Linked DNA regions of Homo sapiens: region 2 is linked to region 1. A link is a loop called in an ENCODE intact Hi-C map of the cell type or tissue named here. Cell type or tissue: Caco-2. All regions are shown on one strand. Each heading gives the region's core, and the rest is flanking DNA. Links, peaks and the distances in the headings are about the cores only. Region 1 overlaps LOC105378178 (a long non-coding RNA gene). Region 2 overlaps LOC105378178 (a long non-coding RNA gene).

Region 1 (10,700 bases), core at 1,269-9,268:
CGCCATACTATTTTCCACAGAGGTTGTATGAATTTACATTCCCATCAGCACTGTATAAACATTCCTCTTTAACCACATCCATGCCAACATCTATGGTTTTTTGACTTTTTAATAATGACCATTCTTGCAGGAATAAGGTGGTATATAATTGTGGTTTTAATTTGCATTTCCTTTATGATTAGAGATGTTAAGCATTTTTTTCATATGTTTATTGGCCATTTGTATATCTTCTTTTGAGAAATGTCTGTGCATATCCTTTGCCCACTTTCTGATGGGATTATTTGTTCTTTTCTTGCTAATTTGTTTGAGTTCCTTGTAAATTCTGGATAGCAGTCTTTTGTTAGATGTAAACATTGCAAATATTTTTTCCCATTCTGTAGGTTGTCTTTTTACTCTGTTGATTATTTCTTTTGCTGAGCAGAAGCTTTTAATTTAGTCAGGTCCCATATATTTGTTTTTGTTTTTGTTGCATTTGCTCTTGGGGTTTTAGTCATGAATTCTTTGCCTAGCCCAATGTCCAGAAGAATTTTTCCAGGGTTATCTTCTAGAATTTTTATGGTTTCAGGTCTTACATTTAGGTCTTTGATCCATCTTGAGTTCATTTTTTTATAAGATGAGAGGTAGTGATCCAGTTTCATTCTTCTTCATGTGGCTAGCCAGTTTTCCCTGCATCATTTATTAAATAGGCTGTCCTTTCTCCAATTTGTGTTTTTGTGTGCTTTGTAGATGAGTTGGTTGTAAATATTTGGCTTTATTTCTGGATTCTCTATTTTGTTCCATTGGTCTATGTGTCTACTTTTATACCAATACTATGCTGTTTTGTTTATGATAGTCTTGTAGTATAACTTGAAGTCTGATAATGTGATACCGGCAGATTTGTTCTTTCTGCTAAGGAGTGCTTTGGCTATTTGGGATCTTTTTTGGTTCCATATGAATTTTAAGATGCTTTTTCAAATTCTGTGAAAAATAATGTTGATATTTTGATAGGAATTGCAATGTATCTGTAGATTGCTTTGGGGAGTATGGTCATTTTTTACAATATTGATTCTTCCAATCCATGAGCATAGGATGTGTTTCCATTTGTTTGTGTCACCTACAATTTCTTTCATTAGTGTTTTGTAGTTCTCCTTGTAGTGATCTTTTACCTTTTTGGTTAAGTATATTCCTAGGTATCTTCTTCTTCTTATTATTATTATAATATTTGGCAACTTCTGCAAAAGAGATTAGGTTCTTGATTTGATTCTCAGCTTGGTCATTGTTCGTATATAGCAGTGGTACTGATTTGTGTGCATTGACTTAGTAACTTGAGATTTTACTGAATTTGTTTATTAAATCTAGGAGTCTTTTGGGTTTTCTAAGTATACGATAACATCATCAGCAAATATCGATAGTCTGACTTCCTCCTTTCCAATTTGAATGCCCTTTATTTCTTTCTCTTGCCTGCTTGCTCTGGCTAGGACTTCTGGTACTATGTTGAATAGAAGTGGTGTCTTGTCTTGTTCCAATGCCCAGTGGGAATGCTTTCAACTTTTCCCCATTCAGTATAATGTTGGCTGTGGGTTTGTCACATATGGCTTTTATTAATTTGGGGTGAGTACCTTCTATGCCTAGTTTGTTGAAGGTTTTCGTCTTAAAGGGATGTTGGATTTTATCAAATGATTTTTCTGGATCTATTAAGAAGAACATATGGGGTTTTTTGTTGTTGTTTTACTTTGTTTTGTTTTGAGGTGAAGTCTTACTCTCACCCAGGCTGGAGTGCAGTGGCGCAGTCTTGGATCGCTGCTACCTCTGCCTCCTGGGTTCAAGCAATTCTCCTGCCTCAGCCTCCCAAGTAGCTGGGACTACAGGTGCCCTCCACCACGTCCGGCTAATTTTTGTATTTTTAATAGAGTTGGGGTTTCATCATATTGGCCAGGCTGGTCTCAGACTCCTGACCTTGTGATCTGCCCGCCTCAGCCTCCCAAAGTGCTGGGATTACAGGCATGAGCCACCATGCCTGGCCTAACCTATGGTTTTTATTTTTAATTCTGTTTATGTAATGTGTCACATTTATTGACTTGCATATGTTAAACCATTCTTTCATCCCTGGGATGAAACCCACTTGATCATCATGTATTATATTTTTGATGTATGGTTGGATTTAGTTAGCTGTTATTTTGTTGAAGATTTTTGCATCTATGTTCACCAGGGTTATTGTCTGTAGTTTTCTTTCTTTTTTTTAAATGCCTTTTCCTGTTTATGTATCGTGGTGATACTGGCTTCATAGAATGATTTAGGCAGCATTCCCTTTTTCTCAATCTTTTGGAAGAGCTTCAGTAGGATTGGTACCAATTCTTTGAATGTCTGGTAGAATTCACCTGTGAATCCATCTGGCCTTGGGCTTTTTTTGTTGTCTTTTTATTATTACTATTATTATTACTATTACTGATTCAGTCTTACTGCTCTTTATTGGTCTGTTCAGGATTTCTATTTCTCTCAGGAGGTTTTGTGTGTTTCCAGGAACTTATCAATTTTCTCTAGGTTTTCTAGTTTGTATACATAGAGGCATTGATAGTAGTCTCGAATGATCTTTTGTATTTCTCTGGTGTTGGTTCTAATGTCTCCCATTTCATTTCTAATTGACCTTATTTGAATCTTCTCTCTTCTTTTCTTGGTTAATCTAACAATTGTCTATCAACTTTGTTTATCTTTTCAGAGAATCAGCTTTTTGTTTCATTGATCTTTTGTATAGTTTTGTTTCAATATCATTTAGTTTTACTCTGATCTTTATTATTTCTTTTCTTCGGCTAATGATATGGTTTGGCTCTGTGTTCCCACCCAATTCTCATCTTGAGTTGTAATCCCCACATGTTGAGGGAGGGAGCTGGTAAGAGGTGATTGGATCATGGGGTGGTTTCCCCAATGCTACTCTTGTGATAGTGAAGGAGTTATCATGAGGCCTGATGGTTTAAAAGTGTCAGTTTCCCCTGCGCTCTCTTTGTCTCCTGATGCCACGTAAGACATGCCTTGCTTCCCCTTTGCCTTCCGCCATGATTGTAAGTTTCCTAAGGCTTCTCCAGCCATGTGGAATTGTGAACCAATAAACGTTTTTTGGTTATAAATTACCTAGTCTCATGTATCTTTAAAGCACTGTGAAAACAGACTAATACAGCTAGCTTTGGGTTTAGTTTGTGAATAATTCTCTAGTTCTTTGAGGTGTGACATTAAGTTGTCATTTTTTTTTAATGACAACCTTTTGATGTAGGCATTTTGGACTTATAAAATTTCCTCTTAGCATTGCTTTTGCTTTGTCCTGGAGGTTTTGATAACTTGTGTCACTTAATTTATTCATTTCAAATAATTTTTTTGATTTGTATCTCAATTTCATTGTTACCTGAAAATTCATTCAGGAGTAGATTGTTTAATTTCCATGTATTTGTATGGTTTTGGGAGTGCCTTTGGAGTTGATTTCTAGTTTTATTCCATTGTGGTCTGAGAAAATACTTCACATGATTTTTGTTTATAAAAATTTATTGAGACTTGTCTTGTGACTTATCATATGGTCTGTCTTGGAGAATGTTCCATGTGCCAATGAGAAGAGTGTATATTTTGCAGTTCTTGGGTAGAATGCTCTGTAAATATCTGTTAGATCTAGAGTGCACTTTTGTTCTAGAATGTACTTTAAGCCCATTGTTTCTCGGTTAATTTTCTCTCTTGATGATATGTCTAATGCTATCAGTGGAGTATTGAAGTCCCCCACTCTTATTGTGTTGCTATCTCATTACTTAGGTATTGTAGTGATTGTTTTATGAATCTGGTAGATCCAGTATTAGGTGCATATAAATTTAGGATTGTAATATCTTCTTTTTGCATTGATCCTTTTGTCATTACATAATGACCTTCTTGTCTTTTTTAAAAAAAACCTTCCCGTCTTTTTAAAAAAACTGTTGTTTCTTTGAAGTCTATGTCTAGATACACAAATAATATTGTCTTCCAATTTTTTATAGTGTTTCGGTACAGTAATATGCTGTACATGTTTGTAGCCTAGAAGCGATGGGCTATACCATATAGCCTAGGTGTATAGTAGGCTATACCACCTAGGTTCATGTAAGTACACTCTATGATGTTCACACAGTGAGAGAATTGCCTAATGACTCATTTTTCAGACCGTATGCCCATCATTAAGTAATACATGACTGTATTTCTTTTGCTAAGAGTGCCCTTCCCATGTATGAGACATCTACATTTCTGCTCAGCTAATCTCAGTTCAACTACTGCCTATCCTTTTCTGAAACTCCACTTTCTATCTTCTCTGCTGCACTTTGAGCTATTTCTCGTATAATATGAGTGTGTCTTATAAATATTACCATTATAGGACTTTTTGCTTTGTGCTGTAATTCCCTGCTTTGTATTCCTGCTAAATTTAAACTCTCCAAAGGCACCATTTACATTTTTGGATCTTCACACCTCACTTAGTGCTTGGTATTTATTGGACACTTAAAACTTATTGAATGAATAAAGGAATAAGTATGCAGTTGTAACTGGTGCATCCTGCACTGTTTTTGGTCATGACAGGTTAAGTTCATAAGTTATTTATTAACAAGACCCTAGATAATCTTGACTTTCTCTTCCACTCCCCTTTTTTCTTATCTTTCTTATCTTTCTTCCTACTCTCTACCTAGCTCACTCTGCTGAGCTCAGCCACACTGTCTTCTTTGCTGTTCCTCAAGCATCTCAGGCCTGCTTCCTGCCTTAGGGCCTTTGCAGTGTTTGCTCTCGGCACTTTTCCCACATGTCTGAATGGCTTGTTCCTCACCTCCTTCAAGTCTCTGGTCATAAATCACCTTCTCAATTATTGCAACCCTTTCTCCTTCCCTATACTACAGATCTTCTTATCCTGTTCTATTTTCTTCTTTTTGTTTTCCATAGCATTAACCATTTCCTAATATGCAAATATACTAGTGTCTGTTGTCTCTTTCTCTTTTCTGGAATGTGTGCTTCAGGAGGGCTGGTGTCTTTGTCTGCTTTCTTCACTGATCGTCTTCACTAATACCTCCCCAGTGGTGTAGAATAGAACAATACTTAATGCATTGGAGACACTCAATGAATATTTGTTGAATAATGAATGTATTAATATTCAAATATGTTTCTTAGGGGATCCCATATTCAGTTGTTATATTAATAGCATAGTATAAATTACTTCATTTGCTTTTCTAATTGATATGTAGGAACAGAGAAAATAATAGAAGGGTAGTACCTTTCAACGGAATGGAAAATGGGAAGGTTTGGATATTGTTTTATGTTCAAAATAGGTAAATCCAGGAAAGATTTCACTGTGGGAATCAATCGGCGACCCATGTATAGCTATAAAATATGGCAGTGTGGAATTAGAATAGAAGTGGTGTCAAGAGCAGGAGTTCAATCATTTGTAAACCAAATCTAGGTGTTTTGGTTTTTTTTTCCCCCCACAAGTTTGCTTAGGGTAAATCCTAAATAAAATAATTGCTCTCATTGTAATTTTCATCTGAATAGATTAGTTGCATTTTACATATTGGCATAGTGAAGACTGAGGATGTTCATTTCCACTATGACAAGCACAAAATATTTATCAGTTTGATGAACGTATAGAATATTATAAAAACTTATTCCAGAGCAAATGAACTCTACACAGTAAAGAGTGCCTTAGCCAACATGAAAACAGAGATCAGTGTTTTTGACCAAACTTGACTTAATTTAGACAAAGTTGAGATAAAATAATTAATTTATACTATGTAACACCCATGGTATTTAAGAGAAAACATGATTAAAATCTATTATGTGTTGGGATGTGTGTGTGTGTGTGTGTGTGTGTGTGTGTGTGTGTGTGTGTATGAACTGTCCACTGTTATATTGTCATGGATAGTTACAACTACTTCAATATAACAACATTTCTTTTGTTCTTTAGAGTCCATTTTTTGTCATTCTTTACGTTTATAAGAATTGAGTAAAGATTTACTATTTGACACTTAGGAGTCTTTCCTTGTCCTCTGTAGTATATCAAGCATACAACACAGAAAACCATATTTGAGATATGAAATTGACTAGTCTTTATATCTAAGATAAATGGAAGGAAATATATCAAAATATATTTAAATAGGCTGTGCTGTGTGCTGATCTATTGTGTTTTGACTTCCAAAAAGTTATATGTTTATCCTACAGATTTGAGAACTGTATTAATGCTGCAGGTTTCAGATGCGTAATAGTGTGCATTCCCCTTGGATTAACTTTGCTAATACATCTTATTCAAGACTAAACAATAATAATGCTACATGGTTTTCATCACCATTGCAGAGGTAAAGATTAATGTGAGGATATTAAGGAAGAAAGGATTGTATCTTGGATTGTTAAAAGTTCATATTTATTTTCTATCTTGTTAATAAAAAGAAGGACTTTGAAGAAATTTATCTTTATGCTTCAAGCCATAAGCTGATGACATAATAAAGACACGAAGATACATTTTCCTCTGAGGTGTAATGCTAAATATTTGGATAGGTACATCAAATATATTTTCTTTTCTCCTTTAAATATTGATTGTAGAAACCACATTTGTAAAGTGCATGCAGAAGCATTTGGAAAATAAATCTTAAGACCATAATTTCTCATTCTGTGGAAGGAAAGGCTAAACAAGAGTTTCGGGGTTCTATTATTAATAGTCAGAGTTTATGTGCATGTAAAACAGTGAGTGCTATGGTGACCATAATCTGCTTGACAATTCTTTAGCATAAACAATGTGTGTGCATTGATTAGCTTTAATCTCTACCTGAGCGGTAGTCAGTTGCCCTAATCCAGTATTCACACTCCGGAGGTGGTCAACTAACATTTAATTAGCAAGGCCACACTCCAAAAGCACTATTTTAAGTGCTTTAGCTTTCTTTATTCCTAGCACCAAATATTAGCTAATTAGCACATTAGCAATGGGTGTTCATTGGCAGAATTAATGGCTTGTTAATTAGCATAATGGATATTAATGAGTTATGGGGGTGAAAGTAGTGGTTTAAAAATATTAGATTGGCTAAAATATTTTAGACATCTCATTTGCTCTTAAACAAGATATAAAACTTGTAGTGAGTCTTGCATCCTTTCCTTTTTCAGAATGGCACCTGAGGCTTGCTTCTAAAATGGTCTCGTGTGCTATCATGACTTTAGAGGATTCTGATTGCCTGAGGTTCTCTATCAGATTAACTGAATTCTGCCTCTAGAATATTTTTATACATATCCCCTCCATCCAAGAGAAATTTTGTGCAATGCATGGTAAAAGCACTTAAAAAGTCAGTGAGCTTAGACTTCACTAAACTTACAGAACAGATTTGAAGGTCATTTTATATTTGCTAGTAAATGTGTGTATTTGTATGGATGGACATATTTGCTTTCTCTATGATCTTGTTGTGAGCATAAAAGGATACCTAAGTCATTCAACCTTCCATTTACATATTTACCTGTTGCTATGGTCTGAATGTTTGTGTCTCTCCAAAACTGGTAGGCTGCAATTCTGATCCCTGAAGTGATGATATTAGGAGATGGGGACCTTTCGGGAGGTGTTTCGGTCATGAAGGCAGAGCCCTCTTCAATGGGATTAGTGTCCTTATAAAATACGCCCTAGAGAGCTCATTCACTCTTCTATCATGAGAGGACACAGTAAGAATGTGGCATCTATGAACCAGGAAATAGGCCTTCACCAGATTTCTAGTCTTTTTAGCACCTTGCTTTTGGACTTCTCAGCCCTAGAACTGTGAGAAATAAATTCCTGTTGTTTATAAACTACCCAGTCTATGGTATTTTGTTATACCAGCCTGAATGGACTAAGACACTTGTTCGCTCATTTAATTTAATAACTAATTCGATGAATAATTGTTAGATATCTACTATGTACTTGGCATTGTATTCTTTGCTGGGCATTTTAAAATGGAAAAGATGGAGTCCTCATAAGGACTTTATGTTTAGGGGAAATGTACAAACACACTCAGTTACTTATAGATAAGTGCAAAGTGTAACATACAGAGCATTATAGAGGGCACCTTACCCAATTAATGAGGATCAGGGACTTAGTAACAATTTATTTATTTATTTAATTTTTTTTTTTAGACAGAGTTTCGCTCTTGTTGCCCAGGCTGGAGTGCAATGACGCGATCTTGGCTCACTGCAACCTCTGCTCCCAGGTTCAAGTGATTCTCTTTCCTCATCTCCCAAGTAGCTGTGATTACATGTGCCACCATGCCTCACTAATTTTTTGTATTTTTAGTAGATGGGGTTTCACCTTGTTGGCCAGGCTGGTCTTGAATTCCTGACCTCAGGTGATCCACCTGTCTTGGCCTCTCAAAGTGCTGGGATTACAGGCATGAGCCCTCATGCCTGGCCAGGAACTTAGTAACAATTTAGATGATCATACCAAACAAGTTGTATTTGGTTTGTTGAGAGAATGAGAACAGAATGGGTTAAAACATAAAAGTGAGCTAGGGGTTGGAGATGAGAGACATCCTGGTGTTCACAGGGCAACCTTTTGAGTAATGGGGCCAAAGAGATGGGCTAGGACCCGGTCCTGGAGGTTTGTGTGCTGTCCGTGTTAGGGAGCCTGGGCTTTAACTTTGGGCTCTGTGGAGAATTTGAAGTATTTTTAGCTATGGAGTCTCGTGTCACATTTACATTTTGGTTAGATGTTTGACAGTTGTGTGAAGGCAAACTTGTAGGAGGACACTTATTTAAAAAGCTATTGCAATGACTAAGGCATCAAATTATAGTAGAAATTAATGGGGGGATGATTTGAGAAATATATAAGAGAGAAAAATTACAATTTGGGTGGTAATTAATGAATGAGAAAAGCTGTGGAGGGTATCTAGCAGGTGATAACTGAAACTATGAGATAGCCAAGGCATCCCAGGGTTGGTATTGAATAAAATGAGCAGCAGTAGGTAAAATAATAATTACTAAAGATCCCTGCTTTTAAGATGTGACAGAAGAAGGACAAAGAAAGAAGGGAAAGCATAATAGACAGTGATCAAATTATCCATAACATTCCCCTCAGCTGGACTGAACTTTAGACAGGTTCTTTCTAAAGAACCCTATCTATAGGCCCCTGACTTCCCTTTACTTAGAACATTTACTTTAGAAAACTTGCAACTGTAAATTCTGCCTCTGTCCCTTTGAGAGTAAATCTTCTACAATCCAGGAATGGCTTTCTTCTTTTAAAAATTTATTTATTACACTTTAAGCTCTGGGATACTTGTGCAGAACTTGCAGGTTTGTTACATAGATATACATGTGCCATGGTGGTTTGCTGCACCCATCAACCTGTCATCTAGGTTTTAAGTCCCACATGCATTAGGTATTTGTCCTAATGCTGTCCCTCCCCTTGCTCCCCACCCCCCAACAGGCCTTGGTGTGTGATGTTACCAGGAATGTCTTTCTTAAGAGTCTGTGGATTATCCCTTTGAAATATCACCTAAGGAGATGGCGACCCTGTCTCCCATATCTGCGGGAGCATAGGAGACTAACTTTAATAAACACTAGTGGGCAAACACAGATAGCCTGATTACACTGAGCTACTCCTACAACATCCTCCAGTAGTTTTCCATTAGTTCCCACCAGCTTTTAAAAATCTTCCTGCTTTCTGTTTCAGCAGAGTCAAAATTAATCTTTCTCCTCTATGGCAATAGTTTTGAATAGTCCTGCTGGCTTGATTCTGTTTGGTACAATTTTTCCTTGACAAGAGGTAGAATAAAATGTAAAAATGAGTATGTTCACAGAGACACAGCAGGAGGGGAGGCTAATGAAGTGATTAACACTATCAAAAACTAAAAAAAAAAAAAAGACAAGCTGAAATGTTAATGTTAGTGGATTTATGAAGTAAGAGTTTGGGTTAGAGTTAACTGTCAGACAGGAAGCACTTGTTAAGTTTTGTTGACTGAAGACAATAATGAATTAGTGAATGGGAGGTGAGGAATTGGAAACATAACATGAAGATTTATTTTTGACAAGATTGGATAAGACATGGAAAAATTATCTCGGCAGTATCTAGAGCTGCATGAAAAGCTCAAGAAGAGTTGTCCTGATATAAAATATTTGAACTTGTTCTCAGGTGAGGGGAAAGACACAGGAGAGAGAGAGAAGAAAAGAAGTTGCATATAGAAAATGAATGATAACAGAGGGAACAAAATCCTGAAGGAGGGGAAGAAAGAAGGAGAAAGGGACAAGATCTGGGGAGAGAATTTGGCCTTGAGCAGGAAGAACACCATTTGATCTTTAAAACAAGCAAGAATGACTAATGGTATAGATAAGGAGGGTTTGAAGTTGAAGGTCATCTTGCATGGTGCTGGAATGGGATTTTTTTGATTAAATTAAAATCAAAAGATCAACTGCTGTGATAGAAGGCGTGGGCCTTCGGTAGTTTCTTAATGGGAATATTTTTTGATGATCACAAAATCTTTGGTGTGGCCCTTATAGGAAGTAACTGAGTGAACAGAAGTGAGGATCACTGGAGTAAAGACAACTCAAGTTATAATATGAGGTTGCTGGAGGTTACATTTTCTAGGGGTTACAGTAAATACAGGGTGGAAAATAAACCTTGAAAGAATCTAGAGAACTTAATGAATGAGGACAAGTTTGCATGTAACAGATAAATAAATCTCAGAGTTAAATAAAGTATCTTGCAATATTATTAACTAACATAAAGTATGCCAGAAAGTGCT
Region 2 (10,700 bases), core at 819-8,818, 110 kb after region 1:
GTCTCTTAAACAGTGTGCGTATATAGGGGATGGGATGCAGTAGATGAAAATAATTTGTACTGAGAGTCTGCAGGTTTTATGGGATAAGGTTGAGGTCTAGTCAAGAAGAGGCCTCAGAGAAGCTTGTCTAGAGTTTGTCCAAGGAGAGAATCTTTGTCATCTCCACCCAATGGCACTCTCTTATTCACTGAGATATTCACTCCAATCTAATCACCAATCCAGAAAGGCTTTCCATGTCTATTCTACCTAAAACAACACCTGTTCATCACTTTCTATATCCTCAAACTAGTTTTATTTTTCATAGAAGAGATATTTGTTTATTTGTCTGTCACTTTACATTAGTATGTAAATTCCATGAAGGGATTTATCTTATTCATTACAAAATAGTAGGGAATCAATAAATATTTGTTGATAAAATTTGATGATTTTAAAACATTTAGAATTAATTGTTCCTATGACTTTCACCTGGAGTATAAAGATAAGTAAGATAGTCTCAGTCTTTAAAGAGCTCCTGGCTTGGTAGAAGAAATAATCATGAAGAAAAACCATTACACAATAGAGAGAACCTTGTGGAAAATTAACTAAGTACAAAATCCTACGGGAATTCTGAAAATCGAGCAATAATATTTTTGGGAGAAAAAAACATATCAAGAAAAACTGTTAAAGGAGTTGAGTATTTGATTAGAGTATTCAAGGAAGAGAATACATATGTTTGAATATATTTCTAATACAATTTGACATCTTTTTCCAAATGTATTGGCGATTTGTGAATATGGACATTTTAATCTTTCCTTTTAAACAAGCTTGTACTACAGAAAGTTGACAACTGGTAACACAATGGAATTACAGGCCTCAATTTTATTCTCAAGGCAATTTTCTTTCCTTTTTCACCTTACCACAGGGACTTGATATTTAGTAAGGGAACATGCCCACATTTCTGGTAAGTTTGGGGGTAACCTAAAGTTACATGTTTCTTTTCTTTTTCTTTCTCAAATTACCACACGGTTGAGTCAAACATAACTGTATTGCTATTGGCACACATAAGAAGGGAATCCATTCAGGACCCAATTCCTATTACAGTTCCATCCACACTCTTCAAAGTACCAGCATCTCTATGTCTCTCTCTGTCTCTCTCTCTCTCTCTCTCTTTTTTTTGTGTGTGTGTGTGTGTGTGAGATGGGGTCTGGCTCTGTCTCCCAGGCTGGAGTGCAATGGCGTGATCTAGGCTCACTGCAACCTCCGCTTCCCAGGTTCAAGTGATTCTCCTGTCTCAACCTCTTGAGTAGTTGGGATTACAAGCATATGCTACCACGCTTGGCTAGTTTTGTATTTTTAGTAGAGACAGGATTTCACCATGTTGGCCAGGCTGGTCTTGAACTCCTGACCTCAGATGATCTGCCCATCTCTGCCTCCCAAAGTGCTGGGATTACAGATGTGAGCCAGTGCTTCCGTCCCCAGCATCTCTTAATATAAGAAAATATTCATAATGCAGAAAAATAACCTAAAATTCACATTCATACAAATTTATTGTACATATGCACATTAATACTGAATGAAAAAGATGCTATTTCCAACAGACATATAGACAGGAATTTACAAGAACATGTATTTTATAGGGCTTTCATTTAATAGAATGTATTATATTTATAGCATCAAAGTAGTATTAATTGAGTCTTTTATCTGGGAAATGAAAATAGTGATCACATAGAATGAAATGGTATGATGGCAGTCATTAAAATGGAATTCTGTATACACTGGAGGATTATTTAAGGTACAATACTAATTATGGGTCAAATTTTCATCTTAGACAATGAAATAAATGTTATTAGTTTGACTGAAGTCGTCTGTAGTAATCAAGGAGGACAAACTTTTTTTTAATACATTTTAAAATAAACAATCTTTCCAGACAGTCATTTACCATAAAACATCTCACTAGTTATTTTCTTAGCACTGGTAAGATGATACTAATGATATATAGTGATACTTCATTCTGACATAGGTCATTAAGCCATTCAGATTCATTTAAAGTAATGTTGTCACAATGACTTCAGTCATTGAATTTCAATGATAAACTTTGTTCAAACAACATAATTGATCATTAATGTTCTCATTTGCTTCAGGCTCACTGTAGGTTATGAAAAAAATACTCTAAAATCATTACCAGGAAATGAGAGGTTAAACTCTTCAGCAGTACAGTTGATCACAGTTGAGAGATCCTTTTCACAATAATAAAATGACAAGGCTAGAGCAAAGAACAATTGATTTAGAGCACAGGAGAGCTGAGTTTTATAAACAGATTTCAACAACATGCTAAATATTCTTCATAGCTCACTAATTATAAACTTGGGAAACTACTTGCTCCATCCCTGTATCTGTGAGAAATGATGTGAACAAATGGGTTAATTTATATGTAGTGGTTTTCATTATTCTCAAAAAAGAGAATCCTGGCATAAATTCAAAACACCAATGTTCCCAAATAATTAGTTTCGCTATCCCCTGGAGTAAGAATATTCATGTGTCATTATCAAAACAGACATTCAGAAGCTATTTAGTACTGCTATAAAAATAAGTTCTACTGATTCCAATACACCCCAACTCGTTTTGAACTGAACTGCCTTGTGTTTTTTAAATACTTGGATTTTCTTTTGTAAAACATAGCTTATAATTTTCTAAGAATTAGTTCCTAGAAGATATTTTAAATACTGAATAATTCTTATCCAAGACCAAATAACAGCTTTAACATACTAATAACGTATAAACACATCTTCAATAAACCGATTTCCAAGGTTTTGTTCAATATTTGAAGAAACCTTTCTCACTAAAGCCTAGAAATATTTTGAGTGGGCCTTTAGCCTAGTTGCCAAATTCATTGTTTTCAGTCTTTGTAAACAACATTTTAAAATATCTGTCTATTCTATTGGGTGTTTATGCCTTTCCTTACTTGGCCATTTTCTTACTGTTAGTATGAGATTATCCCTTATTTTATCCTTTCAGAATATGTACATAATAAATATCTTTGTGCATAGTTTTCTTATTTTTAAGATTCTTTCCTTAGAACAGATTTTTGGAAGTGGGATTTTACTGGGTCCAGGAGACTTAGCATTTTAAAGGCTTTTAAATACATACTGCTAAATTGTTTTCCAAAAAACTTGTACCAATTTACACGACCATGACGAATATGAGAATGCCTGTTTTTACTGTAGCCTCATCACATTATCAAAATTCAAACAATAAGAATATGTTTTATGAGATTAAACCAAACCAAAACAGAAACTAGCGACTCTTAGTTTATACATAAGTGACCTGTTGACACAATTGAGGGATTATACTATTCAGAAGATTTGAGTTTAACTGTGGTGTACTGCACATATGCATTTATCTCAGCCCCTTTCTTAAATCTGGGTAAAGTGGGAGTACGAAAATAAATATGGTATAAGCCAACAAAATATTGGATAGGAAATGACAACATATGTTTTAGAAGTCAGTAAATGGTATGAGCTAGGAAGAGAACACCAAAGCAAAGCCAGGCAGGTACATTGGAGTGTACCAGGTTTGGCTGGCGTGGGATGGGACGTGGACTCAAATGAGAAGGATGAATTGAAAGTGTTTGCAAGACATTTTCCCCCCAAGCCCCTCCCTAAACCTGTACTGTAGGGGTTCAGTCAGGATGGTGGGGAAAATTGTAAAATAAAAATAAACCTTCTTGGAAGGCCAAAGGTTTTTGCAAAAGCCTCAGGATAAAGTTATGGCTGAAGGCAGCCTAATCCTCTTTGAGCTATAGCCCGGGTAATTAACATAGGAATGTACAGGAGTCTATCTAAATAGCTTGTTTACTCATGTAGTCCTAAGACTAACCTTTGACTAGCTGTGCGTGCGTGATTGCTCTCTACTCCGGGGTCAGCAATGGTAATTACCTTCTACTGCTGTTTACTTAAGACTTTTGTCATTTAATGTGTGCTAAATAAATACCCAGAGAGCCAGCGAGTCCAGTCCGTGGCTGCTGACTCTTTACAGCACTCTACTTGGAGTCTGTAAGCCGCCCGGACTTTCAGCCGGACTGACAAGTGGAGTATCTGTGTCAGTGTACGTTACTCATCCGTCGTTGGGTCAGGGTCTGCGGGATGGACCCCCGCAATGTACAGTGAAACAGCTGCCTCGTTCACCCCTGCAAGAGAAGAGAGGTTTATTTGGTGGAGAAATTGAACTAGAGGCTCCATACTGAAGGACACCCAAAGCATAGCAGGAGAGCAAGAGAGGCTGGCACTAAAATAGAGCTAGTAAGTGAAAGTTTAAATCTTCTTCATACATAATACTATAAAATTGTTAATGTCTTAAGTCGATAAGAAATGGGAGTATAACTTTATAACCAGGTGGGTTAGTGTCAGAAAAAAAAAACAGCCAAAAATTTTAGAAGAGAGGGATTCAGGAAAAGGGGAGGTGAGGAAGAGAATTGTTTTTCATTATAGTTAGACTTTAAAAGTGTACGTGTATTACTTTGATAAAAAAAATTCACAGAAAATAAAACATGGTAATAAAGGCTACCTGCCTAAATAAATGGACCAATGTTTATAATACTGTGGCTAGCTTCTTACTCTTGAGACTTAAGGGCAGGGAGGAGAGCCATCAAACAGCAAGCTGCCTGGGCTTCTGTGGAGCAGAGGGAATGGGAAACTTGAAGCCAATGAGTTAACCAGGTGAGACAACATGCATATATAGGGGCATAATTAATTGTTTAATACTGAAACCCACTGGAATAATCACTAGAAATAGCAACTCAGCAGTTCCTGGAATAAAGCTCTCTCTCTTTTTTTAGGTAGGCAGGCTCAAGTTAATGATTTTCTACATCACTCATATTTTTTTCCTGATGTCCTTATTTTGGCTCAGCCTCAGCAAATGTTTATCAAACATCCTACCTAAAATAAGTGGGGCTTCTCCTCTAATTGCCATTTTATTTGCTTGTGCATTTCATCATGACATTATTTTGATAATGTGAAGGTCCTATACATGGAGCAACCAGGAATGGTATATGGGCAGAACAGCATTGATCTTTAATTCCCATAATGCCCTAGAAACTATTTCTCTTAAACTGAAGAGAATTCTAACTATTCTGCAATTCTGCTCACTCCCTGTTTTATTTTTCTTTCCCTCTCCAAGGTTCAACTGACCTGCACTGTTTTTGGCTGATTTACTAATTTTACTCATTCTGGTTCTGTAAGAGAACTGGGACGCTACTCCAAACTCCTTATAAAGTAGATTTCTCTTAAAAAAAATTCCCACTCTACACTTTAAATTTGTCATTTCAATGCAGATTGTTGTAAAAAAATATTTAAAATTAAATCTGCGTATTCCAGATATCTGTCTCCAGCATTTTTATGCACTTGAGTGTACATAAGAATTCTCCTGAGGAGCTTATTAAAAATACAGGCGCCTGCTCTCCTGCTAACTTCTTTTCAGTAGATCTGCAGTGGAGCCTGCAGTTTGTATTTGCAACAAGTACTCTGATGCCAGTGTACCGTGTTTTGAAAAACATTAGTTCACACATAATTTCTCTTTTGTGTGTGAAAAGATGACCAGATATTTCCTATCTAGAAAATATGGCAATACCTAAAAATATGCAATTTATCTAGCATGAATATGTGAGGATATCAAATCCATGGGGGTAATAGAAATAAACATTTTAATTTCCAAAATACTGAGATATAAAGTCAGTCTGAGAAGAAAATAATACTAGTTATCAGGAAACTCTATAAAATCCTTTAAAATAAAGAGGAAAATAAGGATTATTTGATGTTTATAAATCAAGTTAATATTTGCCTAACATATAAAATATGGTTGGGGATTTAAGATAACTCAGTGTAATAGACTTTTTTAAAAGATAATCTTCATTTTCATGAAAGCGATTAAGAGAAAAATACTACTGGTGCTAATTAAAGTAATTTGAAAGATACAAAATGGGAAGAATGCATAATATAAGTTAATTTTCATGATTAAGGATAATTTAACATGCTGCTACCAATTATGATGTATATTATGTCTGGTTGGACACAGGAAATTTTTCTTCATGTTTCTCACTTGTCTTGAAATATCTTAATCCTCTTCTTTAAAAACCAGTGAGTCTTTCTGGCTAAATTTACAGAAATGGAGCAGAGTGATTTTGTTAATCATGCAAGTTACCTCTTTTGTTGAACTGTCAGCACAGTCTATGAGCCAGCCCAGCAAAAATGACCCACACATTTGGTTCTTTTCTGATTAATTCCCTAGGGAACTCTGCATTTGACCATAAGTGAGAACTGGAAATCTCAGAATTATCAAAGCACTCTGATTAGACATCAGCTTTATATATTTTTGTGTAGGTTTGAAATCATATCACTTTCAGTCTTCAATCTGTAGCAACTGAAATTCAGTGCTGAATTCTACTCTGTTGATATGCTTGCTTTATGTCATGAACAACTAATATGAAGGTTCTAAATTTTATAATTCAATTTTTATGTCAAGATGCTTGACCTCCTATCTGCTCTTAGGAATGTATCTGAGGGCTTTCCATCTCTCATATTCTTATTCTTAAGTGCATCTGTGGATCCCAGTACTATAGAATAGAAATTTTTGTTTTTGCACAGCTCAAGAGGATGTTTAATTAACATTATCTGGATAGTAGTTCTGTTTTTCTAGTTTATCTAAAACAAAGATCAGAGAAGCAATAAATAAAATAGACGCTAGAAAAAAAATACAAAAGATCAATAAAATTGAGGGGCTTTTTTTTTGGAAAAGCTTAATAAAATGGACAAACCCTTAATAGAGAAAAAAAAGAAGACTCAAAATCAGAAATGAAAGAGAAGATATTGCAAGAGATAACACAGAAATACAAGGAATCATAAGAGACTACTATGGCCAAATATATTACAACCAATTGGAGAACGTAGAAGGAATTCACAAATTCCTAGAAACATATAACCTACCAAGACTGAATCACAAGGAAATAGGAAATCTGAACAGACCAATACAGAGTAGGGAGATTTAATTAGTAATTAAAGGTTTTCTATCAAAGAAAAGCCCAGGAACAGGAGGCTATTTGGCTCAATTCTACGAAATATATGAAGAATTAATGCCAATCTTTCTCAAACACTTCCGAAAATTTGAACCAGAAGGAATACTTCCAAACTCAGTTTACAAGGTCAGCATCACTTTGATACCAAAGCCAGGCAAAGACACGGCAAGAAAAGGAAACTACAGGCTAATATCACTAATGAACATAGAAGCAAAAATCCTCAATAAAATACTCGGAAAATATATTCCACAGTATATTAAAAGGATCATTAATCAAGATCAAGTAAGATTTATCCATGGGGTGCAAGGATGGCTCAACGTACGCAAATCAATAAACATGATTTGCCATATTAACAGAATGAAGGACAAAAACCATGTGATCCTCTCAATAGATGCAGAAAAAGCATTTGACAAAATTCCACAGTCTTTCAAGATTAAAACTCTCAACAAATAAAATATAGAAGGACTGTATCTCAAAACAGTAATGACAAGCCCACAGCTAACAACATACCCAACAATTGAATAGTTGAAGGCTTTTCTTCTAAGATCAGTAATAAGGCAAGGATGCCCACTCTCACCACTTCTATTCAGCATACTACTGGACATCTTAGCCAGAGCAATTAGGCAAGAGAAATAAATAAATTGCATCTAAGTATAAAATAATTATGTAATTGTCTCTGTTTGCTGATGACATGATCTTGTAATGTGGGAAATCTTAAAGACTCTACTGTAAAACTATTTGAAATAAAAAATTCAATAAAGTTGCAGGTTACAAAATCAACTTACAAAAGTCAGTAATACTTCTATACATTAATAAGAACTACCTAAAAAAGAAGTAAAGAAAACAATTCCATTTGTAGCAGCATAAGAAAAATGCTTAAAAGTAAATTTAACCAAGGAAGTAAAAGATCTATACACTGAAAATTGTAAACATCGATGAAATAAATTGATGACACAAATAAATAAAAAAACTCATATTCTTGGATTGGAATAATTAATATTGTTAAAATGTCTACACTACCTAAATAAATCTACAGATGTAATACCTTACAAAATTCCAATGTCATTATTCACGAACATAGAAAAAACTATCTTAAAATTAATATTAAACCACAAAAGATCCAAAATAGCCAAAGCCATCTTGAGCAAAAATGAACTAAGCTGGAGGCAACACACTACAGATTTCAAAATATACTACAAAGCTATAATTATAAAAACCATATGGTACTGGCATAAAAACAAACACATGAAACAATAGAATAGGATATAGAGCCCAGAAATAAACCCACACATTTATGGTCAGTTGATTTGTGACAAAGGTTCCAAGAACACACAGTGGGACAAAGAGAATCTCTTCAGTAAGTTTTGGGAAAATGGGGTATCTCCATACAGGAGAATGAAATTAGACTCTTATCTCACTCTTTCTACAAAAGTCAACTCAAAATGAATTAAAGACTTAAATATAAGGCCCGAAACTGTAAAACTACTAGAAGAAAATATAAGGTAAAAGCTCTATGACATTGATCTGGCCAGTGATTTTTTGGAAAAGATCCCAAAAGCATAGTAAACAAAAGCAAAAATAGACAATTGGAATTGCATCAAGCTAAAAAGCTTCTGCACAGAAAAAGGAAACAACAGAGTGAAGGGACAATCTACATACTGATAAAAATATTTTCAAATTATACATTGGATAAATGGCCGATATTCAAAATATACAAGGAACTCAAATTACTCCATATTAGGACAACAAATAACTCTATCAAAAATTGGCAAAGGAATCTGAATAGACAGTTTTCAAAAGAAAACATACAAAAGGCCAACAGACATATGAAAAAATGCTCAACATCTCTTATCAGAGATCCAAATTAGACCACAATGAGACATCACTTCACACCTGTTGGATTAGTTATTATAAAAAAGATGATAAATAAGGTTGTCAAAAATGTGAAGAAAAGGGAAGCCTTGTACACTGTTGGTGGTATTGTAAATTAGTACACATATTTTGGTAAACAATATGGAGGTTCTTCAAAAAAACTAAAAACAGAATCACCATAAGACCTAGTAATTGCACTTCTGGTTTATAGTCAAAGGGACTAATATTAATATGTCAAAGAGATGTCTGCATTCCCATGCTCACTGCAACATTACTTACAATAGCTAAGAAATGAAAACAATCAACTTGCCCAACAGTGAAGGAATAGATTTTTAAAAAACCTATATATACAATAGAATACAATTCAGCCTCAAAAAACCAGAAAATTCTCTCATTTTTGACAACATGGGTGAACCTAGAGGATAGAACCAGCTTTATGCTAAGTAAAATAAATCAGACACAGAAAGACAAGTATAATCTTGTACGAGGAATCTAAGAAAGTCAAACTTGTAGAAGTATAGATCAGAATGGTGGTTCCCAGAGGTTGGGGGGGTAAGGGGAGATTGACGGGGAAAGGAAAGACATTAGTGAAAGGGACCTGAATTTCAGTCAGACAGGAGAAATAAGTTCTGGTGATCTATTGCACAACATAGAGTTAATAATAGTGTATTGTGTATTTAAAGATAACTAACAATTTAAAATGTTCTCACCCCCAAAATGATAAATATTTGAGGTGATGGATATGTTACTTAGCCTGATTGATCATTCCACAATGTATGCAATGTATCAAAACTAAAAATTTAACCTCTATACATGTATCAAAACTAAAAAATTAAACTCTATTTTAAAAATGAAAAAAAAAAAACCCAGATTGCTGGTATAACGTTTCTGAGATTAAATAGCTGTGTAGTAGCTGTGTTGGTAGCATGATCTGTTGTGAAATTTGAGACTCTTGCTAAAAAATGCCATTTTTATAACAAGGAATTAATTCTTTGGTCATCAGACAATTCCTTAAAGTAGGTGAGCCAGTTTTACTTTATGAATTTATCTTTAGTTTTCTTACATGAAAAGCTGGGATTCTAACAACGTCTGCTCAGGCTTTTCTGTGGTGCATATGTTTTGAGGGAATGCAAGAACTGAACCAAGGCTGAAATCATGATGTCGATACTGTCAGAGTGGGCTCTACTGTTTTTCCTTTTGTTTCTTCAGTTTTTCTATCATTCTTTAAGATTTTTTTTTTAATCTTGCATTCAGTTCTCAAAGCAAATAAAACAGTATTTTCTAAATAGGTAATAGCTAATAATGCTGGTGTGACAATGAAAGCAAATCGTAAATTCTGCAATATCATCCTGATGAATAGAACCAGCTTTGCAAACCCAACATATTTACATTTTATAAAAGAGGTTTTTATTACTTGAGAACTACCATTTGTAGCTTTTCTGGTACAGCTAATTGGTAAAGAAATATTCTGTAATGGACATTTCCTAACATCTCTGACTGATGCTCCAAAACAGTACACAGTCTCTTTAGTTTTCAGGGCAACATTGATAATTCAACACACTATGGCTGCTTTGGTTTCAAAGGAACCTCCTAGAATGAGTGTCCTTCATTGTCTACTTTTTGCATCTTATAAATAATTCCTTAAGGGATTTTTTTGTTTTGTTTTTATTATATTTTAAGTTCTGGGGTACAAGTACAGAACGTGCAGGTTTGTTACATAGGTATACACTTGCCATGGTGGTTTGCTGCACCCGTCAACCCATCACCTACATTAGGTATTTCT

The links. A loop is a pair of places that touch in the nucleus more often than their neighbours do. Peaks named below come from ENCODE experiments on the same cell type or tissue, not always from the same donor. Only the 100,000 strongest peaks of a DNase experiment are listed, where the experiment ranks them.
Region 2: it touches region 1 in a loop (5-fold over the local background); 2 of 110 quality-filtered maps call a loop at or near these places.

What each region holds. Positions count from the first base shown.
Region 1 is chr14:48,908,595-48,919,294 of GRCh38, reverse strand. The region is part of intron 4 of LOC105378178 (a long non-coding RNA gene); the gene reads left to right. Among named protein-coding and RNA genes, the nearest start is that of RPS29, 670 kb to the left of the region's middle. In Caco-2, for the core only: no CTCF peak of the experiment used is centred there; a DNase peak (open chromatin) is centred at 4,714.
Region 2 is chr14:48,798,754-48,809,453 of GRCh38, reverse strand. All of the region lies in intron 4 of LOC105378178 (a long non-coding RNA gene), which reads left to right. Among named protein-coding and RNA genes, the nearest start is that of RPS29, 780 kb to the left of the region's middle. In Caco-2, for the core only: no CTCF peak of the experiment used is centred there; a DNase peak (open chromatin) is centred at 3,923.